Linked DNA regions of Homo sapiens: all the other regions are linked to region 2. Evidence: chromatin loops called from intact Hi-C (ENCODE). Cell type or tissue: B cell. All regions are shown on one strand. Region 1 has its middle 16 kb from the start of PIRAT1. Region 2 has its middle 45 kb from the start of QPCT. Region 3 overlaps SULT6B1 (sulfotransferase family 6B member 1).

The links. A loop is a pair of places that touch in the nucleus more often than their neighbours do. Peaks named below come from ENCODE experiments on the same cell type or tissue, not always from the same donor. Only the 100,000 strongest peaks of a DNase experiment are listed, where the experiment ranks them.
Region 1: a loop joins it to region 2, with 4 times the contacts of the local background. A loop is called at or near these places in 41 of 110 quality-filtered maps.
Region 3: a loop joins it to region 2, with 5 times the contacts of the local background. A loop is called at or near these places in 12 of 110 quality-filtered maps.

The regions. Positions count from the first base shown.
Region 1 is chr2:37,887,622-37,895,621 of GRCh38, reverse strand. No RefSeq gene overlaps it. Among named protein-coding and RNA genes, the nearest start is that of PIRAT1, 16 kb to the right of the region's middle. In B cell, CTCF peaks have their summits at 4,302 and 4,503 (motif pointing right); DNase peaks (open chromatin) are centred at 2,671 and 4,501; H3K4me3 peaks cover 614 bases; H3K27ac peaks cover 1,937 bases.
Region 2 is chr2:37,385,798-37,393,797 of GRCh38, reverse strand. No RefSeq gene overlaps it. Among named protein-coding and RNA genes, the nearest start is that of QPCT, 45 kb to the right of the region's middle. RefSeq lists an enhancer at 3,505-3,694. In B cell, no CTCF peak of the experiment used is centred here; a DNase peak (open chromatin) is centred at 3,197; H3K4me3 peaks cover 488 bases; H3K27ac peaks cover 2,490 bases.
Region 3 is chr2:37,165,283-37,173,282 of GRCh38, reverse strand. It overlaps SULT6B1 (sulfotransferase family 6B member 1), which reads left to right. Exons shown (of 7, transcript NM_001367551.1): 6 at 1,693-1,849; 7 at 5,218-5,463. The coding sequence ends at 5,348. Among named protein-coding and RNA genes, the nearest start is that of EIF2AK2, 12 kb to the right of the region's middle. In B cell, CTCF peaks have their summits at 4,459 and 4,665 (motif pointing left); a DNase peak (open chromatin) is centred at 4,712.

The DNA of each region.
Region 1 (8,000 bases), 500 kb before region 2:
ATCTCTGTTGGGTAAGGGCTCAGTCAAATCTGGGACTCTTCCCCTGCCTGCTCACTTTCTCTGCTGTTCCTGGGGGTGTGCTAAGCTCTTAAGCTCTTGGGGAGGCTCATCCACCATGTGGCCATGCTCTGTTCCCATTTACTTCCCATGATAGGAGTTTGTTTCTGGCTTCCAGCCCTCACCTTCGCCTCTGTCTTTGGGTTCATGCTCTGGCTTTTGCTACAGATGTCTGTGGTCATTTCCACGGCCTTTAGTTTCAAGGTCTAGCATTTTGTTCCTTTTTTGGCCCAACCACAAGCTTTCTCTGGTCTCTGGCCCTCTTAGCACTTCTGCTTCCCTAGCTCCCAACTCCATCCTGGAGGGTTTCAGGAGCTCTTGCTTGCTTTTCTACCTAGGCGACTACTGAGAACCATCTGAGATGGACAAGCCTATTTGTAAAAATAATGGTGACACAGTTAGGCATAAATATCTAACAAGAAACTACCTGCCCACTGGCTCTTGCAAAATCCCTAATTTACTTTGACAAAGTTGCGTGAAAGTTGTGATCTTGATAGAAGAAAATAAGAAACAAGTATTGCTTCTAACAGTTCAAATACTGCTCTGGGAAAGCAGGAAGAATTGGATTCTCTTTTCTTAGACAAGGGAACAGAATGTCAAAGATAATATAGTGTTGCCTTGGGAAAAAATGTTGGCTTTCAGGGTTTTTCCCTTCTGGGAGTCTGAGTGGCCTTTGAGGATTTGATACTAGGGGCTGAGCCAGTGTTGATTCCTGTACCAGCGAGCTTTGTGTATAACACATGCAGCTTCTAAAATGAAGAGCTGCCAATTACTAACCACCCCACACTGAATCAGTGCCATCGGGGCCTGCTCGGTGTGTGGGCTGTGTATCTAAACTGCAGTTTCTAGTTGTTTTTTTTTTGTCTTGTTTTTCATTTTTTAAATGGAAATAAAAAGCTGACAGATACAGTTTCATTACAATTTTCAAATGCTCTTTCGTACCAGTTAAAGGAGAGTTTTGAATGGTGATGGGCTACATGTTTACATACACACAATTTTGAAAGTTAAAATGTCAGTTAAAAGGAGTTTTGCATGGATACAAAGTTATCCAGTATGGGGGTGGCATTGAGGGTTGTTTTCTCCTTGGGCTGTCTTGATGGAGGAAAGCTGGTTGGAAAGGCTGAGTTGCTGTTTTGGCCTCTGACAGTGATTTACTTTGTAACCTCAAGTAAGTCATCCTCTGGTATCTGAGTTTTAGATAAGTCAAGAACCTACCCTTGAAGTGGTATCGAGGGATAAATCAGACTGTCTGAATGACTGGACTGGAGCTTCTCAGAAGCGCAGTGCAAATCTGAGTTTCTAGTGTGCGGGCGAACCTGATGTTGAAACATCGGAGCTGGAAGAGGGCTCTTACCCATCCAGCCCAGCTTTCGCATTTGGCAGATGAGGAACCCAGGGAGGGGAAAATGACTTACAAAGATCACGTAGCCAATGAGTGTGGAGCTGGGGCCATAATCCAGTCCTTATGTGATTACTGTGAAGTTATCCTTTTCCCCCAACATCTACTTATGAATAAAGAGTTTATTAAGTGGTTAACTGCAAGGCAAGATTGCTCACAGTACTCTCAATGACACTCCAGGCTCAATGGCCTAGAGGACATAGAACAGAAGGAGGATTTAAGGAAACTTCTCCAATAAATCAGGCAAAATTTGCTTTGAGTGTGAATTCTAATCAATGCCATCATTTGTAGGAATGGGCCATGTCAGCAGCCCAGGGGTTGCTAACTTCAAGTAGGAGGTAGCCTTACGCAGATACTTGACTTGGGAGGACAGGAGGAAGAAAGCATTGAATAAACAAAGCAGGACTGAGGGTAGGAGTAGAGGCCTTCTAGGGATGCTGAACTTGTGCACAGAGAACTTCCTAACAGAGCACTACCTGCCTCTTCCTCCTACCCACCCCTGGGTTGCTTTTATAGGGGAGGAAAGCAAATCTTGTCCCTCTAGCCATCTTAGGTTCTCCCACTGAGGCCCTGTATATTAGACTAACAAAAAAGCACCTTCACCAGAGAAACACAAACAGAAGTTTATTAGCATGTGTCACACATACACATGGAGGTACCTAGAGATGAGTAACTCAAAGGGATTGTTAGAACTTGGGCTTATATAACATCTTAACAAAAAAACCCAATACTTTTGTAGAGAATTAACAAGAGAAAGGAAAAGCACTCTGGACTTCATGGGGTAGCAAGTTGTGGGAAGATAAATGGGAAACTCATGGACGGTAAGGGCTGGTTGGTCAAGTTTGTTCCTCTGGTCTAGTGTGTGGGATATAGGATCTACGGTTGTCTCAGGGGACCAAGAACTGTCCTGCCCTTCCTGGAAGAAAAAAGGAGAGCAGAGTTTTTCTTCTGTCCACTTCTTAATTATCATCAGCTCAGAATAATCCTTACGTCTGTTAAAGCAAACTAAATATGGCCTGAGAAGGACTCTGTACTTCTATATTTGAGTCCTTGTGGATGAACTGCAACCTAGCTTAACTGGTAGACGAGACTGAAAACCTAACTAGGAGTATGCACCTGTAACAGTCACTGAGTCTTGGCCAATCCCAGCAGCCATACTTCAACCACTCATACACTGCTGAGTGTTCAACTTGTGTTCAAATAAGGCAAACGCCAAGCTGTAGCTAGTCAGGCTGTTTCTCACTTCCTATTTCTATATGTCACTTTACTTTTTTTTTGTCTATAAATTTGTTCTGACCACAAGGCACTCCTGGAGTCTCTCTGAGTTGGCTGCCCAATTTGTGAATTGTTCATTGCTCAATTAAACTCCCTTAAATTTAATTCTGCTGAAGTGGTTTTTTTTTTTTTTTTAACACGCCAAAGTGGCATATTTTGGGGTGGCATAATCTGCCACACCCTTCCTTCCTCCTGAAGAGTTTCTTTGAGGAATTCAACCACTACATTTGAAGCATGCAACTATGGCAAACCTAATTAGAAAAAGTTGTGCTGATTCAGGAAGCCCCAGTCCCCGACTGAGTGACAGTAGATAGATGTGGGTAAAACAGTATCTTATTCTTGGCAGCTGAAAGTAAGTGAGAGGAAAGGGGTGGTGGAGGAGAGGAAGCCAGCAGGAGAATAGAAGAGAAAGTGGAGTGCACGCTCCTGACTGAGCAGGTCCCGTAGTCGACTTGATTGACAGGATGAGACTGAGGAGAGGCAGTGTGATCTCTGGGCGGGAGGTCAGAGCCTCTAGGCCAGAATCATGGTGGAGTTCGAAGAAGAAGAATGAAGTTTGAATGAAGTCCAACTTCATTCCCTAGAGAATTCCCAGGGACCTGGCTGTTCAGAAAGGAGCCTTGGGCAACCGATGGTGCCAGGGCTCCAGATGATTCCACCCCTGAGATAGAGTCCTTTGAGTCCTACAAAGTCTGGACTTCATAACGAATAATGACGGTGTCTGTTAAGTGCTTCCTAGTTATGAAATGTGATAAGCATTTTAAAAATGCAGTGTCTCATTTGATAATCACAACAATCTGTGAGTTAAATATCATTAGCCCATTTTACAGATGAGGGAGTTGAGGTTTAGAGATGTAAAAATAAGTGGCCCAAGCCCACCCAACATATAAGCAAACAGAGATTCCAATGAAATTATCATTCCAAATTCATATTTTTAATCATTATACTGCACTGCCTTCCCTTGGGTGGGTTATGACTTTCTGGGGAGGAGCCTTTCTGGAGGTCAGTAGCCACATGTTATAGCAGGGTCTAAATTTAGGATTCACACGGCGTCTGAGCTGCGGACAGAGGTAAGGCGAGTGAGTGGGGACTCTACATACTTGGAATCTGCCCCTGAGACCTGGTCTAGGCTCTTCTTTGAGTGATACCAATTGCCTGTTTTGTTTTTTTTTCTCTGAGTAAACCTGACCATTTCAAGCTCATTGTCAGGATTAGAAACCCTGACAGATCGAGGAAGAGAAAGCGAAATGGAATAGAAAGGAGAATGGGGGTGAGAAAGCAGTAGGTACTGAGTGTGTCCAACTGGGTCCTGGTCTTAAGCGTTCATCTGTCTCACAACAGCCCTGGTGTTGTGGAATCGAAGGACAGAATAAGATCGTCCAGCAGAGACCAGGACCAGAGATCTGGTTAGACCATACATATTTGTTTAGGCAGAAATGAAGACCAGATAATGTAGGGAAGGTGTGTGTGCATGACAGGTGTGGGTGGGAAGGCGAACCCAGAGAAAGGGGATCCCTGTGGGTGGTGGGGACCAAGCACACGAGGGTTTGGAGCAGCCAGGAGGGGTCTATGGATCCATAGGACTTCAACAAAAATAACAGACAAGCTAGTGGGTTCTAGGTGTCATGTTTTGGCATCTAGCTCAACTATGCAGGTCCTCGGAGCCACCACAAAATCCAGACAGACCCCTGATCCCAGAACACATTCTGTCTACTCCCTGGCGCTTGGCTGTCAGACTCTGCCCAGTTTGGGTAGAAAAACCGGCCACAAGAGGGCAGTAGGAAGCCACCGACGCTGGCGGATCTGCAGAGGGCTGGGTGCTCTGGGATGGACCAATAGGTTCAGATAGAAAATGACCTGGGAAAAAATGACCACAGCACCCCTGAGTGCCCCTGGACACTGCTGCCTCAGCCCCACCCTGGACATTCTGATTCTGTAGCCTGGGTAGGGGCTGGCAGTCTGAATTTTTAACACACAGCCCATGTGATATGGGAACTGCTCCCCCCAAGTATGCAGAATCTTCCATTGCACTTCCTTAAACCAAGATGACAAATAGGATTATTAGGAGAATAATATCTGTTAAAATGTTTTATTGGGAACATAGATAATATGACAGTGCATATATAAAATATATGCACATTTCAAAGAAGAATAAACACTGTGAATAGCTGTGCAAACACCTCTTAGGTTAAAAAACAGAATGTCACCAGCATCCCTGTGCACCCCTCCCATCTCATATCCCTTCCTCTCCCCATAGGTAACCTTGAGACTCTCCCATGTGGATTCACGTGTGTGAAGATAAGTGCCTTGTATGAACAACTTACGTACTCTTATCTCTTATATTGATGGACATTTAGGTTTTTCGGTTTTTTGTTTGTTTCTTTTTTCCTGTTAGGGACAATGTTGCTATGGACAGTCTTGCACCTGGAGAATTTTTCAAGAGATTTTCTAGGGTATATACGTAGGAGTAGAATTGCTGGGGTTTTGTGTATGCATGGTAAGCATTTGATCACATCAATATTAGGGAGATTTTGTTTGTTTATTTGTTTGTTTTTGAGACAAGGTCTCACTTTGTTGCCCAGGCTGGAGTGCAGTGGCATGATCATAGCTCACTGCAGCCTCCACCTCCCAGGCTCAATCAATCCTGTCACCTCAGCTTCCCGCATAGCTGGGACTACAGACATGTGCCACCACACCCGGCTAATTTTTGCTTTTTTTTTTTTTTTTTTTGTAGAGATGGGGTTTCCCTATGTTGCCTAGGCTGGTCTTGAACTCCTGGACTCAAGTGATCCTCCAGTCTGAGCCTCCCAAAATGCTGGAATTATAGGCATGAGCCACTGCACCTGGCTGGGACTTTTTAAAGAGAGTGAAAAGGCAAGCCACACACTGGGATAAGATCTTTGTAATATGTATAATTGATAAAGGACTAATATCCAGAGTATATAAAGAACTATAAACCAATTTTTTAAAAGACAGATAGCCCAGAAGGAAAATGGGCCAAAGTTGCAAGCACTTCACAAACAAGAAAATCCAGAAGGTCACTAAAAGTATTAAAAGATGCCCAACTTCACTGGTTATCAGGGAAATGCAAATTAAAGCCACAAGGAGATATCAACACATAACTTACAGATTGGTCAAAATTAAGAATTAGTCAATATCAAGTATTGTTGAGGCTATGGAATAATAGAAAACTCTCAGTCATTGCAAAATAAATTGATATAATCACTTTGAGAAACACTGATATCATCTAGCTAATCCTCTGTGGGAGCACAGGTTGGAGAATGCAATTGAATCTGGGAAGCCAAATGTTAAGTGCTGATGTGGCTCTGTGAAGGGAGTTTGCCCAGAGGTCTAAGGAAAGCTGTTGCCTTGGTGTGGCCATGGTCTCTGTGGGTTCACAGCCAAGCACCTGCAGGGAGGCCTGGGGTGCTGTGGGTCAGCAGGACCAGCAGTCTGGAAGCAGAGCGAGGCACAGAGGCGGACAGTGAAGTCGGCCTGGACCCTGTGGGGCATCTTATCTCATCACAAAGCGCTCCAGAGAGGAATGGCTCCTGCTTCACTCTCACTTCCCCAATCTCATCTAAATTCTTCTGGCCAACTCTAACAGAACATACAGGAAAGAGGGTTCTGGGCGATATAGTTTCCATCTGTATAAGTTTTCTATTATTGCTGTAACAAAACACAGACTTAGTGGCTTAAAAATGCAAATGTATCACTTTGGGAGGCTGAGGCGGGCGGATCACGAGGTCAGAAGTTCGAGACCAGTCTGGCCAACATAGTGAAACCCTGTCTCTTCTAAAAATACAAAAATACAAAAAAAAAAAAATTAGCCAGGTGTGGTGGTGTGCGCCTATAATCCCAGCTACTTCGGAGGCTGAGGCAGGAGAATCGTGTGAACCCGGGAGGCGGAGGTTGCAGGGAGCCAAGAACACACCATGGCACTCCAGCCCAGGAGAGGCAGTGTGAGACTCTGTTTCAAAAAAAAAAAAAAAAAAAAAAGCAAATGTATTAGCTTTTACAGTTCTGGAAATCAGAAGTCCAAAATGAGCTTCATTGGGCCAAAATCAAGGTATTGGCAGGGTTGGCCTCCATCTGGAGACTCTAGGGGAGAATCTATTTCCTTGCTTTTTCCATCTTGTAGAGACTGACTACATTCTTGGTTCAAGCCCCCTTCCTCCACCTGCAAAGTGCATTGGCTTCTGTTTCTGTGGTCACATCCACTTTCTGATTCTGATCCTCCTGGTTCTCTACCATAAGGACCCTTGTGATGATATCAAGCCCATCTGGATAATCCAGGATATCTCATCATCTCAAAATCCTTAACTTAATCACATCTGCTAAATCCCTGTTGCCGTGGAAGGTAACATAGTTCCAGGTTCCAGGGATTTGAATGTGGGTGTGTTTGGGGCTGTTCTCCAGCCTAGCACATTGTCAGACCAAGTTGACAACAGCACAGTCCCGCCATCTTCCCCCATCACATGGGAGCTTTTCTCCCGGAATGTTTTTCAGTTTGCTCACATAGATTCTCACACAATGTATAGTCTCCTCTTTTGAAGGGCAGGTTTCGTTGGCAATTTAGAGATGCTGTGGTTCATACAATATTTCTGGACTTTCTTTGCTCTCTCAGCTCCTGCTGCTGTCTCATGTTTTGGTTCACCCACCCATATTCTGGAGTTGTGAGAATTCCTTTTCACCCAGTTTTGTTGAAAGTGACCTCAATGTTCTTTCATCATTCTAGTTTCTATGTCTGTTTGATTATGATTTGGGGGGATTACATGCAATTATACCACTTCCAAATTATTGACATCTGAATGATCTCTATTCTTGCCATAGTTTTGAACCAATGGATGGAGCAGCATTGTTTATATTAAAATTGGAAAATAGGTGCTACAGTAAAGATTAATGAAGGTTTTCAAAAGACCATTTCTGGCTGGGCACAGTGGCTCATACCTGCAATCTCAGCATTTTGGGAGGTTGAGGTGGGTGGTTCGCTTGAGTCCAGGAGTTCAAGATGAGCCTGGCAACATGGCAAAACCCCATCTCTTTAAAAAATACAAAAATTAGCTGAGCATGGTGGCACACATCTGTAGTCCCAGCTACTCGGGAGGCTGAGGTAGGAGGATTGCTTAAGCCTGGGAGGTCGAGGCTGCAATGAACCAATATCATGCCACTTCACTCCAGCGTGGGTGACAGAGCAAGATCCTGTCTAAAAAAAAAAAACAACGCAAAACCAAAACAACAACACAAACAAACAAACAAAAACCCCTTC
Region 2 (8,000 bases):
GTTTAGCTCACTCCAGCTCTCTTCTCACTCCAGCTGCAATTCTATGAACAAAGCATTTCCCCCTAAAACCTTTCACTTTTCCTATCATTTTTTATGTCCACATAAAAGAAGAAAAACAGAATCAAGTATCCATTCCCCTTTGCATCATGAAATATGATGTAGCCTCCCAATAACCAAGGCAAGGTAAAAGAGAATAATCTAGAGGTCATGCCTGTTCACTGGGTCTAACTAATAGGATGCCTGATTTTTCTTTTAATCAGATTGGCTTATTCTCAATGACCATGAAACAGACCCCAGAGGACATGTGGATTGACAATTTTCTGGCCTACAGTGTTATCTCCAGTTACAACCTAAAATCTCTCTGGTCCTCAACCATAACAAGCTACAACTTAAACTCTGGTGCTCTGTGGACACTTGCCCACCTTTCATTTGCCCTCTCTTTTGAGACTATCCCTGATTCCATTGCTATTTATCCACTCATTTAACAAACTCACCATTGCCAGCCTCTGTTCAAATAAGCAAAACAAAAATCCCTGCCTTTGTGGCACTTATATTTCAATGGGAAAGTCAAATAATATAAAACAAACATTTTTGGGGAAACAGGGTCTCACTCTGACGCCCAGGCTGGAGTGCAGTGGCGTGATCATAGCTTGCTGTAGCCTCGAACTCCTGGGCTCAAGCAATCCTCTCAGCTCAGCCTCCTGAGTAGCTGGGACTACAGGTACACACCACCACACCTGGCTTTATTTTATTTTATTTTATTTTATTTATTTATTTTTTTTAGTAGAGACGAGATCTCACTATGTCGCCCAGGCCGATCTTGAACTCCTGGGCTCAAGTGATCCTCCTACCTCAGCCTCCCAAAGTGCTGAGATGACAGGTATAAGCCAACAAGCCCAGACAAAAAGCAAACATATTAAATAGGTAAATTTTACCATATGTTAGAGGGTGATACAGAAATAAGTAGAACAGAGTAAAAAATCTCAAGATTAAAACTTTAAACTGAGGGGAGGGATCAAGCAAGACATCGTTGAAAAATTACAGTTCAGCAAGGAATGGAATAATATTTTTTTAAAAAATAGCCATGCAGGTATGTGGGGAGAAAATATTCCAGGCAGAGAGAACAGCCTGTGCAAAGGTCCTGAGGTAGGATTAAGACTAACATGTTCAAGAAACAGCAAGTAGGCCACTGTGGCTAAGGAAGAGTGAGCAATGGAGGAGACTAGTCAAAGATGAAGTCAGAATGGTGCTCAAGGACAGATCACAGAGGACCAATCAGACCACTGTAAGGGCATTTATTCTGAATGAGATAAGGAATTATTGCAGGGCTTTGAGTAGAGGAGTGACATGACGGGACCTAATTCCTTAAAGAACCGCTCTTCCTGCTGCATGAAGAATAGACTGAAGGGGGCAAGGGTAGAACCAGGAAGCCTTGATAAGAGGCTGTTAAAGTTATCAAGGTAAGAGATAATGGTGGCTTGGACCCAGTGCAGCAGCAATGGGGGTGGTAGAAGGTGATTGGATTCTGGATGTATTTGGAAGATAGACCTGGCCAGGCTACCTTCTGACTGGGTGTGGGATGTGAAATAGAAGAATCAAGAATGACTCCAAGGCCAGGCATGGTGGCTCACACCTATAATCCCAGGACTTTGGGAGGCCGAGGTGGGTGGATCACTTGAGGTCAGAAGTTCGATACCAGCCTCGCCAACATGGCAAAACCCTGTCTCTACGAAGCATACAAAAATTAGCCGGGCTTGGTGGCACACCCCTGTAATCCCAACTACTAGGGAGGCTGAGACAGGAGAATTGCTTGAATCCAGGGAGCGGAGGTTGCAGTGAGCCGTGATTGCACCACTGCACTCCAGCCTGAGCAACAGAGCGAGATTATGTCTCAATAAAAAGAATGACTCCTATGTTTTGGGCTACAGGAAGGTTGGAGCTACTGCCATCCAACAATGTCTGAAGCAGATTTGTGGGGAGGAGACCAGGAGTTCAGTGGGAACTTGCTGAATCTGACCTTCAAGTAGAACTGTTCAGTAGGCCGTTGTACATACAAGTCTAGAAAACATTTGAGAGCTCCAGGAGTTGCCAACATATACATGGTATTTAAAGACTTGAAGCTGGATGAGGTCAACAATGGACTGAGATGGAGAAATGAAGAGGAACAAGAACTGAGTCTTAGAGCCTTTCAAACTTGACAAGTCTGAAGATGAAGAGGAATCAGCAAAAGACACTGGAAAATAGCCACCAGGGTGTTGGAGGAAAATCCCATACAATTCTAATTTCAGTGGGCACACAGGACAGAACATTCTATTCTCGAATCTTCTTTGGTTCCCTGAACCAATGTAAACAAATTCCATACTTCTGAGTGCTTTTTTCTTTATACCTGATGCCCAACCATTTCAAGCCCTCTCCCTGGGTTTCCTGTATAGCTCTGGTAACAGCCAGAGCCACAGCCGCGACATCATGAAAAGCTCAGATGGGCAGCCTCTTTCCTGCTTTGATACATCCCATGTCCAGAGGAAGAACTGTGGATCTAAACAGAACCCACAGATGGTGGCCTACCTAACACTATCAAAACACAGAAAGAATGAATGCTCAAACAAGCTCCCCGTCAGGGTGTTGTGCTGCTTTCAGGAGCCCAGCAGCATGTAGAAGATGATGTGCAGAACTCGAGGAAGAGGATAGATAGACTTGAGGACCCAGAGCATCCTACAACTTGAGACATGTAGCCCACTACCTCTATGAGGATCCTGCCCTATATCCTTGTGGACCATGTGCTGAAGTTGCCCTTAGGAGGAAGCAATGTCTAGGAATTAACTTCTGAGGTTCTGAGAACACAGAAATATCTTCAAAGCTTCATCTTTACAATTGGATTTACATACTGACTCATGTTTGAAATTCTGCCATTATCAGAGTTTAATCACTTGATTTTAAAATGTTTCTAATCAACTCTGCTGTTCCTTATTCTCAGCTCAAAATGGGAACATAGAGTTTGATAGAGAGGAACCGGGAGAAGAGAGAAGGCATGGGATGATGAGGAGGGAGAAAGTCCCCTCCACTTCTGCCTCACCTCCCAGGAAGGAAACTAGTCCATAACAGGGAGGCAGGAAATGTAACCTCCCACCTGGAGTTTCCCCTGTTGACAGATGGGGGAGGAAGTCATGGGGATGAGTCAGAAACTCTTTGAGGGAGGCTTTGCTTGAGAGCTGCCTATGCAAATTGTCTTGGGCTTCCTTTTCTGCCACAGAGGAAACAGACTAAACCTAAAGGCTTTGCTGGTACACAGAAGCCAAAAGGAGATCAAGTGTGACTATTCCGAGGTCAGGTTTCTCGCTCGATGCCTGAAGGAGGTTCAACACCCCCTCCTTCCTCTGCCTACTCCTTCTGGCCTTCTGCCCTCCACCCAATTCTCTGTCTCACCCACAAATCCTACCCAATGCAGAAAAGTACTCCATACTGTGGTTCTTCATTTCTCTTTATTTCATAACCATATTTCTCATCTCTCTTCCCTGGGACTTCCTCAAATGTCCTTCTTTTGAAGGAGAGAGATGAGGAGGAGGCAAGAGGCATACCTAGGGAATTCCCTGGAGTTCAACTGAAACTTGTTGCAGTTCTGTTTCTAAGTCACCATTTCCCTGAGGGCAGCACTTTCAGAACCTACTGGCAACTGAAGTCTAGATCCCCACTCTGAAGCTCAGAGCCTCCCTTTGGCGGGCCTTGGGAAAGGAGGACAGGCACAGACAGCTTACACCCAGCATCTGGCTCCTGGCTGTGAGCTTGGATCTCTCCCTGCATCTGTTCCCTCGGTGCCTAATTCCAGCCCTGTGGGTAGATTTGGTCTTCAATAGCTGTCTGGTGCTTCAAGCTTTGTTTGTCTAGCTAGAAGCTTCAATTCTTGGTTTTTTGTTTTTTTTTTTTACTTCAAATAACCAGGTACTCCATAATACTTGGAGTGTTCATCTGAAAACTCAAAATGAGTCACTTCGATTTGAAACAGAGATACAGGATTAGCATAATAGAGTGAAAAGGCATGAGACTGGGTGCAAATCCCAAAACCTGACTTCTGGCCCAATCTTCATTATTGTATAAACTTGAACAAGTTGCTAAAGCTCTCTGTATCTGAGTTTGCCCCATCTCCTCCAGGATGAAGCAGGGCAGGCCTTGAATGAGGACAGGGGCCCTGAGAGCTGGAGCTGGGAGGTGTAGATGCTCATGGCAGCCAGTAGAGCCAAGAGGCAGAGGGCAAACCAGGTTCTTAGAGAACACAAAAGGCCCAGACCAAGGATACCAAATCTCTCACCACAATCAAGAGTAAAAGCCAGGAGATACACTGTTACATTTTATATAGGGTAGTTGGAGAAGGCCTGTGATAAAGGGACATTTGAGGCAAGTCCTGAAGCCAGAGAAATAGAAGCTGGATCAGTTCTTGAATATTTGTTTAATCACCAAGTATGTATTAAACCTCTGACACACACAAATATCTCCAAGTTGCTGGGAATACAATGATGAAAAACATAGACATAGTCCTTGCCCTCATGAAACCTACAATTTGATCATGAAAACAGGCTGCCCCCCACCCATAGTAAAACAATATTGTAATGACAAGTTGTGATAAGAAAAAAGAAAGAAATGAGTAGAGTGCTGAGATAGAAATATACAGGGAAGGACCTATTCTGGATAAGAGGATGTGAGGAACAGCCTCTGTGAGAAGGCCAAGAAAGAGACAGCAATGTAAATCGGGACTAAAGGAGAATCCCATGTGGAGGATAAGGATGTCCAGAAGCCTCCCTATGGCAGGGGACTGCTTAGTAAGTTCAAGGAACAAAAGAGGGCAATGGCATTTTAGGCCAGAGAGGGAGGGAAAGAGTGGTAGAATGTTGAGTTTCTGGGCCAGGCACGGTGGCTCACGCCTAGAATCCCAGCACTCTGGGAGGCTGAAGCAGGTGGATCACCTGAGGTCAGGAGTTTGAGACCAGCCTGCCCAACATGGTGAAACCCTGTCTCTACAAAAAATACAAAAAAAAAAATTAGCCCGGCATGATGTTGGGCGCCTGTAATCCCAGCTATTCAGGAGGCTGAGACAGGAGAATTGCTTGAACCCAGGTGGTGGAGGTTGAAGTGAGCCGAGATTGCACCACTGCACTCCAGCCTGGGCAACAGAGTGAGACTCTGTCTCAAAAAAAAAAAAAAAAAAAAAGATTGTTGAGTTTCTGAGTGGGGAGGGCCTTGTAGGCCATAGTAAGCCATAGTTAAGGAGTTCATATTAATTCTCAGTGCAGTGAAAAACCATCACAGGGTTTTATGCAGCATAGCAATGAGACCTGATTAATGTGTTTAAAACATTTCTCTGACTGTTGCATGAAGTCTAGAATGAAGCAGGGTGGAATGCTGCAGGGAGTCCAATTGGGAGGCTGTTGCATATCACAGGTGAGAGAGGAGGAAGCAGAAGCAAGATCAAGAGCAGATTCAAAGCAAGAGGTACCAAAGGATTGCCACAGATGAGTGGGACTTACCAGGTGACTTACAAGTGAACCATCCTGGCTTCAGTGAATCATCCTGGCTTAAGGTCCAGGATTAGGAAAGACAAGTTTCCTCATCATGAAGTTCATTCAACAAGTATTTAACATGCATCTACCATGTTCCAAGTACTAGGCCGGTCATTGAGGATACAGCAGTAAACGAAACAAACTCCCTACTCTTCTTCTGGGCTCACATTCTAGAGAGGAGAGAGAGATAACACACAAATAAACAGATAACAGTCCCCTAGAAATCAGAGCCTGAAACAAAAGCTCATGGCTTAGACTTTATGAGAGAAGGTGCAATTTAGGGGGAGTAAAAGTGAAGGAAAGTAGGAAGTGAGACAGGAAAGGAAGAATGGCAAATACAAGGGATGTGTTACCAAGATGGCCAGCTTTGCCACAAATACAGCTTGTTTCTCCATCTCCATCTCTTCCAGAGAGGTCAAATAAAATCACTGCATGTCAAAACAATCCACTGGAGGGAGGAAGGGTAAGCAATTAACCCTCGGTCTCTTCCTATCTCCTGCTTTCCATTGATTTGTCTACTGTGCAGGACATTAACTGTATGTATTTCTGGGTTGTGTCACTGGCCCCCAGGGCAGCTGCTGGGGAAGCCAGAGCTTCCCTGGATTCAGTTGAGTCAGACCTCAGTGTTGCAGCTGCTGCAGCTCCTACCAAACATAAGTCTAACCCTCATCTCTGGGGAAAGAAGAAGCAATGTGTAGCGTTAGGGGATGAAGTGATTGATGGTGGTGGCTTTACAGCGTAAGTTGTCACTAAGACCTCTCCAGGATGGAAAATGGGCAAGTCCAGGGGACAGGATGAAGGGGATCAGGGAAGGCCCCTCCAATTAAGTATTAGTTGAGCAAAACCTCAGATGAAATGTGGGCACATCCGACGCAAATATCTAGGGGAAAGCATTCCAGGCAGAGGAGCAAGCACATAGAAAGGCAGTGATTCAGGACTGTGCTCAGCTTGTTTGGGAAAAGCCAGGAGGCCAGTGTGGCCAGGAGAGGTGATGTAGGAAGAGAGCCATAGGAGGAGGGACCAGAAAGATGGAGGAGCCTGGTCATATGGAACCTTGTCAGCCATAGAAATGACACTGGATCCTATTCTGAGAGAAAGGAAAAGCCATTTCAGAGCTGTAATATGACCTGATTGCAATTTTTTTTTTTTTGAGACAGAATTTCACTGTGTTGCCCAGGCTGAAGTGCAGTGGTGTGATCTCAGCTCACTGCAACCTCTGCCTCCTGGGTTCAAGTAATTCTCCTGCCTCAGCCTCCTGAGTAGCTGGAATTACAGGTGGAACAACCATGCCCAGCTAATTTTTGCATTTTTAGTAGAGACGGGTTTTGCCATGTTGGCCAGGCTGGTCTCCAACTCCTGACCTCAGGTGATCAGCCCACCTATGCATCCCAAAGTGCTGGGATTACAGGCATGAGCCATCACACCCAGCCCCTGATTCCAATTTAAAAGGATCGTTCTAGTCCCTGTGATAGGAGACTACAGAAGCAAGGTGGAGCAGGGGGACCCAGGAAGAGATGATGGTGACTTGACCCAGAGGGGGAGCACTGCTCAAAGGGGACAGACCTGGGGTACAAAGGAGAGCCTATAGAACTTGATAATGTCCAGAGCTGAGAAAGAAGAGTCAGTACCTGGCTTAAAAAGTGTCCATGTACTAATGTAGGAAGAAGAAGGTTCGGGAGGATGCACGGAACTGTGAGTTCAGTTTTGCATTTCCTCATTTGAAGTGTCTTTGGGACACCCCAGTGGAGATGTTTGGAGTTTTGGGAGAGATTGAGACTGGAGATACTAATTTGGAAGTTATCTACACATAATCTTCAAACCATGGGGCTAGATGTGATCAGCTGGGGAGTGAGTATAGCTGGAGAAGAGGTCCAAGAACTAAGCTCCAGAATATTCTGATTTTTAAGAGTCAGAAAGACAAAAAAAGACACAGCAAGGGAGACAGAAGGAGAGACTAGAAAGGTAGGAGAACCAGGTGAAAGTGGTAACCTAGAACCCAAGGATTGACTGATCCACCAAGTCATTGCCTCTGAGAACTGAGTAAAAAGAGACTGGAGATTAGATCGGAGCTCCAAGCTAAGGTCTGCAGAGCACCAGCTTACAGGGAGGTGCTGAAGAGTCCCGGCTGCAGTGCGTCAGGGTGAGTGTGCTGGGGGGTTTGGATAAGGTTTCACCAATAAAGTTCTAGGCCACTCTCCTACCTTCAACCAGATCTGCACTGCTTTTATCTTTGGGGTTTTCGTGTGAGATATCCTTCAAAGAAAGGACTTTACTACTTAAAATACAAAAACGTTGAAAACTGTTGGAGTACATTCTACCACTGGGAAAGAGGCAAAAACGTGGACAGGGACCGTCCGTGCAGTGCAGCCCCAAGGAGAATCTAAAGCTGAGGGTGAAAACCATAGAGTAAATCAAGCTTGTCCAACCCGCAGCCCACCGGTGGCATGCGAC
Region 3 (8,000 bases), 220 kb after region 2:
GGTAGGAAGGAAAGCAGAATCCTGTGGAGAAAGCATGTTAAAGAGAAGGGAGTATCAAGTGCTCCTTAACTTAATTGGGTTTCTAACACCAGTCTTACATTACATTCTTATAAAAAGAAAGTGTGGTTTAGGCCAGGCATGGTGGCTCACGCCTGTAATCCCAGCACTTTGAGAGGCCGAGGCAGGTGGATCACCTGAGGTCGGGAGTTCGAGACAAGCCTGACCAACACAGTGAAACCCCGTCTCTACTAAAAATACAAAAATTAGCTGGGTGTGGTGGTGCGTGCCTGTAATCCCAACTACTCAGGAGGCTGAGGCAGGAGACTCACTTGAACCCAGGAGGTGGAGGTTGCAGTGAGCTGATATTGTGCCATTGCACTCCAGCGTGGGCCACAGAGCAAGACTCCATCTCAAAAAACAAACAAACGAAAAACCAAAAACAAACAAACAAACAAACAAGCAAATGTATGGTTTAGGCCAGGCACGGCGGCTCACGCCTGTAATCCTAGCACTTTGGGAGGCCAAGGCGGGTGGATCACTTGAGGTCAGGAGTTCGAGACCAGCCTGGCCAACATGGTGAAACCCTGTTTCTACTAAAAATACAAAAATTAGCCAGGCGTGGTGGCACACACCTCTAATCCCAGCTACTCAGGAGGCTGAGGCAGGAGAATTGCTGGAACCCTGGAGGTGGAGGTTGCAGTGAGCCGAGATCATGCCACTGTGCTCCACCCTGGACAACAAGAGAGAAACTCCGTCTCAAAAAAAAAAAGTGAGATTTAATCGACCCTTTCTGTTTATAGGATGCATGTATATAATATGAAAGAACATATTAATTCTAGTTTAGAATAATGTTTCTGAAACTTGTGCACCATAGAATACAAGTGTTGCCCCAGCTGTTAATAAATATTTCTTGAGGTTTGGGAGGAGGTTATTCAAATAGATTTAGGAACTGCTGTATTCTATAGCCTGCTCTCTTGGAGATTCACATTATGCACTGGTCTATTAAAGACTCTGAGAGCAGCCTGGGCAACATGGCGAAACCCTGTCTCTACAAAAATACAAGAATTAGCCAGATGTGGTGGCACACACCTGTTGTCCCAGCTATTCAGAAGGCTGAGGTGTGAGGATTGCTGGAGCCCAGGAAGTCCAGGCTGCAGTGAGCCGTGATTGTGCCCTTGCACCACTCTAGTCTGGGCAGCAGAGAAAGACCCTGTCTAAAAAAAAAAAAAAAATTCTTCAAGTTTTTATGATTCTAAAAATTAGACTTTCTTAATGGAATTAAACATTAGCTATAAATAGAATTCAGAAAAAAAGAGAATTCAAATGAGCACATAGGAATACATTAATTTCTTCAGCTGGTCTAAGTTGGTACTTTTTAATGCAATGATATCATCCTAGATAAAATTATAACCTGTGAATTAATGTTACTGTCATTATTTACATGCTAAAAACTATTATCTGGTAAGTTCAACAAGAGTCATAAATTGAAACTACAAAGTATAATCAATACAGAATATCTTACAGAGATATCTCAATATTTACATAAGAAGATGAAAGTACTCTAAGTTTAAAGTGGGGGATGAGATGAACTAGGGAGTTAGGCTGAATAACTCTGATGACTAAAAAGTCTGTCTCAGCTCAGAGAACAATTTCCATAGGAAGAAATTTATCTTTAAGAAAATTTTTTTACAGAATCTGGCTGCTGGAATAAAACAGATTGCTGAGTTCTTGGGATTCTTTCTAACTGGGGAGCAAATTCAAACTATCTCAGTCCAGAGCACCTTCCAAGCCATGCGTGCGAAGTCTCAGGACACACACGGTGCTGTCGGCCCATTCCTTTTCCGCAAAGGTAAAGTCGCATTGGTTTCTGGGATTGTTATCAGTTAGGGACTGACTTTGCACACAACAGGTAATCCAAATAACTTCATCTTAAGTCAGATAGGGTTTTATTTTTCTCCGCCTCAGTAAGAGGTCTGGACACAGGCTCTCCAGAGCTGTAACTGGCAGCCCCATACCATCTTTTTTGGTTTATTTGTTTGTTTTGAGACGGAGTCTCGCTCTGTTGCCCAGGCTGGAGTGCAGTGGCTCAATCTCAGCTCACTGCAACCTCCGCCTCCTGGGTTCAAGCGATTCTCCTGCCTCAGCCTCCCGAGTAGCTGGGACTAACAGGCGCGTGCCACCACACCCAGTTAATTTTTTTGTATTTTTAGTAAAGGCAGGGTTTTACCATGTTGGCCAGGATGGTCTTGATCTCCTGAACTTGTGATCCGCCCGCCTTGGCCTCCCGAAGTGCTGGGATTACAGGCGTGAGCCACCGCGCCCGGCCGCCCCATACCATCTTTTAGGGTCCTTTCTGCGGTTGAGAGTCCTTTCTGATGATCACCTTCTGAAAACAAGATAGCAGCTGAAGCTCAACTATTATGTTCAAATTCAGATAGGAGATAGTGAGTGGGCAAGGGGCAGAATCGTATTAGCTGAGTGAGCCCCCTTTAAATAACTTTCCTGGAAGCCCCATCAGTGAGTTTTTTTTTTTTTTTTTTTTTTTGAGACAGAATCTTGCTGTGTTGCCCAGGCTGGAATGCAGTGGCACAATCTTGGCTCACTGCAACCTCTGCTTCCTGGGTTCAAGAGATTCTTGTGTGCGCCACCACGCCTGGCTAATTTTTTTGTATTTTTAATAGAGACAGGGTTTTGCCATATTGGCCAGGCTGGTCTCAAACTCCTCTCCCAAAGTGCTGGATTACAGGCGTGAGCCACTGCACCTGGCCAATGACTCCTTTTTTTCCTCTCTCTTATTTATTTTATATATTTTTTTTGAGACAGAGTCTTGCTCTGTCGCCCAGGCTGGAGTGTGGTAGTGCGATCTCGGCTCACGGCAACCTCCGCCTCACAGGTTCAAGTGATTCTCCTGCCTCAGCCTCCTGAGTAGCTGGGATTACAGGTACCCATTACCACACCCAGATAATTATTGTATTTTTAGTAGAGATGGGGTTTCACCATGTTGGCCAGACTGGTCTTGAACTCCTGACCTCAGGTGATCCACCCATTCTCGGCCTCCCAATGTGCTGGGATTACAGGCGTGAGCCACCACACCTGGCCAATGACTTCTTACATTTCATTGGCCACTTTCCTTGCAGTGGTGGCTGGGAAATGTGACTTTTTTAAGCCAGGCATATTACTACACAATTAAAATCAGGGTTTTGTCCATAAGGAAGAGGAAGAAAATGACTATGGGAAAGGCAACTAGCTCTCTCTGACATGGATGATAGTTACTATATTTCATTAAAGTATTCTAAGTTCTTGTGGAAATGTGTGATAATATAGCTTAAGGATTGCCAGTGTTATTTTTCATTGAGTATATAATGAAATAATGAGATGTAGAGGTAGCACATATACCAGCAAGGACAACAACAGCTAACAGCAGGCATCTATCATGTATTAAACATTTTGTTGGGATTAAATTTTATTGTAAAAAACACTGAAGTTCTAAGGCCGGACATGGTGGCTCATGCCTGTAATCCCAGCACTTTGGGAGGCCGAGGCAGGTGGATCATGAGATCAGGAGTTCAAGACCAGCCTGGCGAAGATGGTGAAACCCTGTCTCTACCAAAAATATAAAAATTAGCTCGGGCTGGACGTGGTGGCGGGCGCCTGTAATTCCAGCTACTTGGGAGGCTGAGTCAGAGAACTGCTTGAACCTGGGAGGTGGAGGTTGCAGTGAGCCAAGATTGCACCACTGCACTCCAGCCTGGGTGACAGAGCCAGACTCTGTCTCAAACAAAAACAAAAACAAAAACAAGAAAACAAAAACAAACAAACCAAAAAACCCACTGAAGTTCTTAATTTTCTAAATGTAGGAATCAAAGCTCAGGAATATTAATTTTCCATTGTCACATAGCTAATAAACAGTGGAGTCAGGATGTGAGCCTAGACATGACTCTACTGTACTTTTTCAAATGAAAATCCATTTTTAAAATCTACTGTAAGCGGAACATTGAATGTAAACCTAACTTTGGTTAGATTCTTGACTAACCCCCATTTTTATGGCTTGTTTAATCAGCTTTCAGGAGGTAGGAAATAGAACCTTTCTATCTATTGTTAATTAAGTGTTATTTAGAATAGGACAATTCTAAGGTAAATAAAGTAATAGTTTTAAAAACGTATGATATTCCCTGTAGAAAATTCATAAAGCATAGAAAAATGTGAAAAAGTATTAAAATTATCCAAATTTCTTCCACCAGAGGTAGGTTTAACTTTCTGGCATATTTTCTTCCACCCTTATTCTGTGACGTTTTATATAGCTGATGACATTTGTAAACAGTTTTGTGTTTTCTTTTATTCCCTTAATATATTGTAAGCGTTTCTTCATGTCATTAAACTCTTTATTAACGTACATTTCAACAGCTATGCAATATGGAACTTACAACTTCAACCTAAATGATCAAAAGATCTTTAAGAAAAAAGTAACTTTCTTTACTGGTAACAGCCAGTAAGAAAAAACATCCCAAACTCAGGCAAAATAATACATTTTTGCAAAATTATCAGTATCTGAGGTCTTAACGAAAACTTGCTATAAAATGTTAACTTTCAAAGGGTATTTAAAGTCTTTAAGAGACTTTACAGAGAAAAATATCATTCTCAAAAAGTGGAATTTTAAGTTCTAGGTGTTTGGAGAGGAATAGGGTTAGGGTATCACTGAGGCTGATGGCTCCCCCTAGTGATGTAAAGAAAACATGTCACCTCCCACACCACAGATGGTGGAGTCCCAATGGATATTGTTAATTTTACAACAGAAATCACATTAGGTTTTAAGAGTGTAAAACTTTTGGCTGGGCGCAGTAGCTCACGCCTGTACCTAGCACTTTGGGAGGCCGAGGCTGGCGGATCACCTGAGGTCAGGAGTTCGAGACAAGCCTGGCCAGCATTGCGAAACCCCATCTCTACTAAAAATACATTAGCCGGGTGTGGTGGCGGGCGCCGGTAATCCCAGCTACTCGGTAGGCTAAGGCAGGGAGAATTGCTTGAAGATCGCACCACGGCACTCCAGCCTGGGCAACAGAGCGAGACACCGTCTGAAAAAAACTAAATAAAGAGTGTAAAGCTTTTTTCCATGTGTCCATTTTAACATATCAGAGTGAAATATTGCACTGAAAATGGTAAAATCATGAAGAAATATTCTAACAGATATCTGGGTCTACTGTTTTTTGTGTGTTGTAGGTGAAGTTGGTGATTGGAAAAATTTGTTCAGTGAAATTCAGAACCAGGAAATGGATGAAAAATTCAAAGAGTGCTTAGCAGGCACCTCCCTCGGAGCAAAGTTGAAGTATGAATCATATTGCCAGGGTTGATTCCAGTCAATTCAGCAGGCCTAGATTTATTTTCCTTAATAATAATTAAGTGTAAATAATTAAATGATAATTCAATCAAATAATCAAATAATAATTAAACAATATTGAAATCTAAATAATACAATACAAAATAATAATACAATTTAATAATAATGATAACATCGGACATTTTTGAGCACAAATATAAGTTTGTTCACTTTTTCAAGAAAGGATATTTCAGCAGTCCCAAAGGGACACTATTATTAATACATCACACTGGAGTTTTAACTTATTTTGTGCTCTAGGTTCACGTAAGAGGGTAAGGAGATACTATCAGAGACATACCTAAAGCTGTGTTTGGCCATAGATGACACAGGCCTCCAAATGGTGCACAATTTTCTGTACTTTGCTCGTAATATAACTCCTTTCTTACTATGGATAAAAGCACTTGGGGTGGCTATCTCAGACAATGTTGGGGGAGAGTTAATTCCAACTCTGCAATAAATTCCATTCTAATTTGGTTCAAGAAAAATGCATTGCTAATCTGCTCCATGTATGCCATTGCAGTAGGCCTTAGGAAGGCCCCTTCTCAAGGGACCTTATATTTCTACTTAATATGACCTTTAATTCAAAGCTAAAGGTAAGAGATTGTGTTATTTTACCGTAAAGACTTTTTCTTTTTCTTTTTCTTTTTTTTTGAGACAAAGTCTCACTCTGTCACCCAGGCTGGGGTGCAGTGGCGCAATCTCGGCTCACTGCAACCTCCACCTCCCAGGTTCAAGTGATTATCCTGCCTCGGCCTCCTGAGTAGCTGGGTTTACAGGCACGCACCACCACGCCTGGCTAATTTTTGTATTTTTAGTAGAGGCAGGGTTTCTCCCATGTTGGCCAGGATGGTCTTGACCTCCTGACCTCAGGTGATCCACTTGCCTTGGCCTCCCAAAGTGTTGGGATTATAGGCATGAGCCACGACGCCCGGCCCATCAAGACTTTTTCTACCACAGAGCCTCAAGTAGGCATGTGGAACTAACAAGACAGAAAATGTTCTAAAAAGAAAGAATCCTGGCTGGGCGAGGTGGCTCATGCCTGTATCCCAGCACTTTGGGAGGCTGAGGCGGGCAGATCACTTGACATCAGGAGTTCAAGACCAGCCTGGCAAATATGGGGAAATCCCATCTCTACTAAAAATACAAAAACTAGCTGGATGTGGTGGTGTGCACCTGTAATCCCAGCTACTGGGGAGACTGAGACAGGAGAATCGTTTAAACTCAGGAGGCAGAGGTTGCAGTGAGCTGAGATCATGCCACTGCACTCCAGCCTGGGCAACAGAGCAAGACTTTGTCAAAAAAAAAAAGGGAGGAAGGAAGGAGGGGAGAAAAAAGAAAGAAAGAAAGAGAGAGAGAGAGGAAGGAAGGAAGGGAGGGAGGGAGGGAGGAAGGAAGGGAGGGAGGGAGGGAGGAAGGAAGGGAGGGAGGAAGGGAGAAAGAGAGAGAAAGAGGGAAAGAGAGAGAGGAAGGAAGGAAGGAAGGAGAGAAAATGCTAAATAAAAGGTTAATATCTAGAGTATATAAAGAACAACTAATATCAATAGATGAAATAAAATATAGCCTAATAGGAAAAAAAAAATGTAGACAGGTGCTGTGGCTCATGCCTGTAATCTCAGTGCTTTGGGAGGCTGAGGAGGGAGAATCACTTAAGGCCAGGAGTTCAAGACCAGCTGGAGCAACATAGGAAGACCTCATCTCTACCAAAAAAAAAAAAAAAAAAAATTAACCAGGCATGGCGGTGTGTGCCCATAGTACCAGCTACTCAGGAGACTGAGGCAGGAGGATTGCATGTGCCCAGGAGGTTGAGGCTGCAGTGAGCCATGATTGTATCACTGCACTCTAGCCTGGGCAACAAAGACCTTGTCTCTTAAAAAAAAGTGTAAAGGATATAGACAGGTAATTTATAGAAGAGGACATCCAAATGGTAAATAAATAGATAATGAGAAAAATGTACTAATTAGGAAAATTGAACAACAGTCAGAGGAATACTGGGATCTCTGAGAAGGAGTAAACAAGTGAGTTGATCCCTACACCTTCCTGAACGTGCTATCTATAGGCAGTTTCCAAGCTGCAGTACAGGGAAAAGGAACATCATACAAAAGTCTCATAAAATTGGAGTTGGATATTGGGAGTCAGGCAGGCTGAGGAGGCTAGATTTTCAGAGCACATTGCTGGGGAAAAGAGCACTGTATGTTAAAAATTTAACATAGCAAGAACCTCAGAGATCTGCAGAGGGAATCTTTCTAATCTTTAACTGAGTGCAGATATGTGTATGCATGGAATAAAACTTTACAAAGACAGTGTAAAGTCCCATCAAGACAAGGAAAGGATTACTGGAAAGCAGTGAGCCAAAGAATTTTCCTGGACCTCATTCAGAGGTGGAAATAGTTTGTGTTCCCATCAGTCAAAGTGGAGAGACTAATACCCAGGGCATTGGGTAGATTTCCCAGAATGTTCAGACCTTAGAAGTAGGGCTAAATTAGCCCTAGCCCTGCTGTAACAAAAGCAAGCCTAGAATGCATTGAAATGAACTCAAGTAACTTAATTGCTTACCAGTTTGAAAAAAAAAAATGCTAGATAAAATGTCCAACATTTAAAAAATGAATTTAAAAAAATAAAGCCCCAA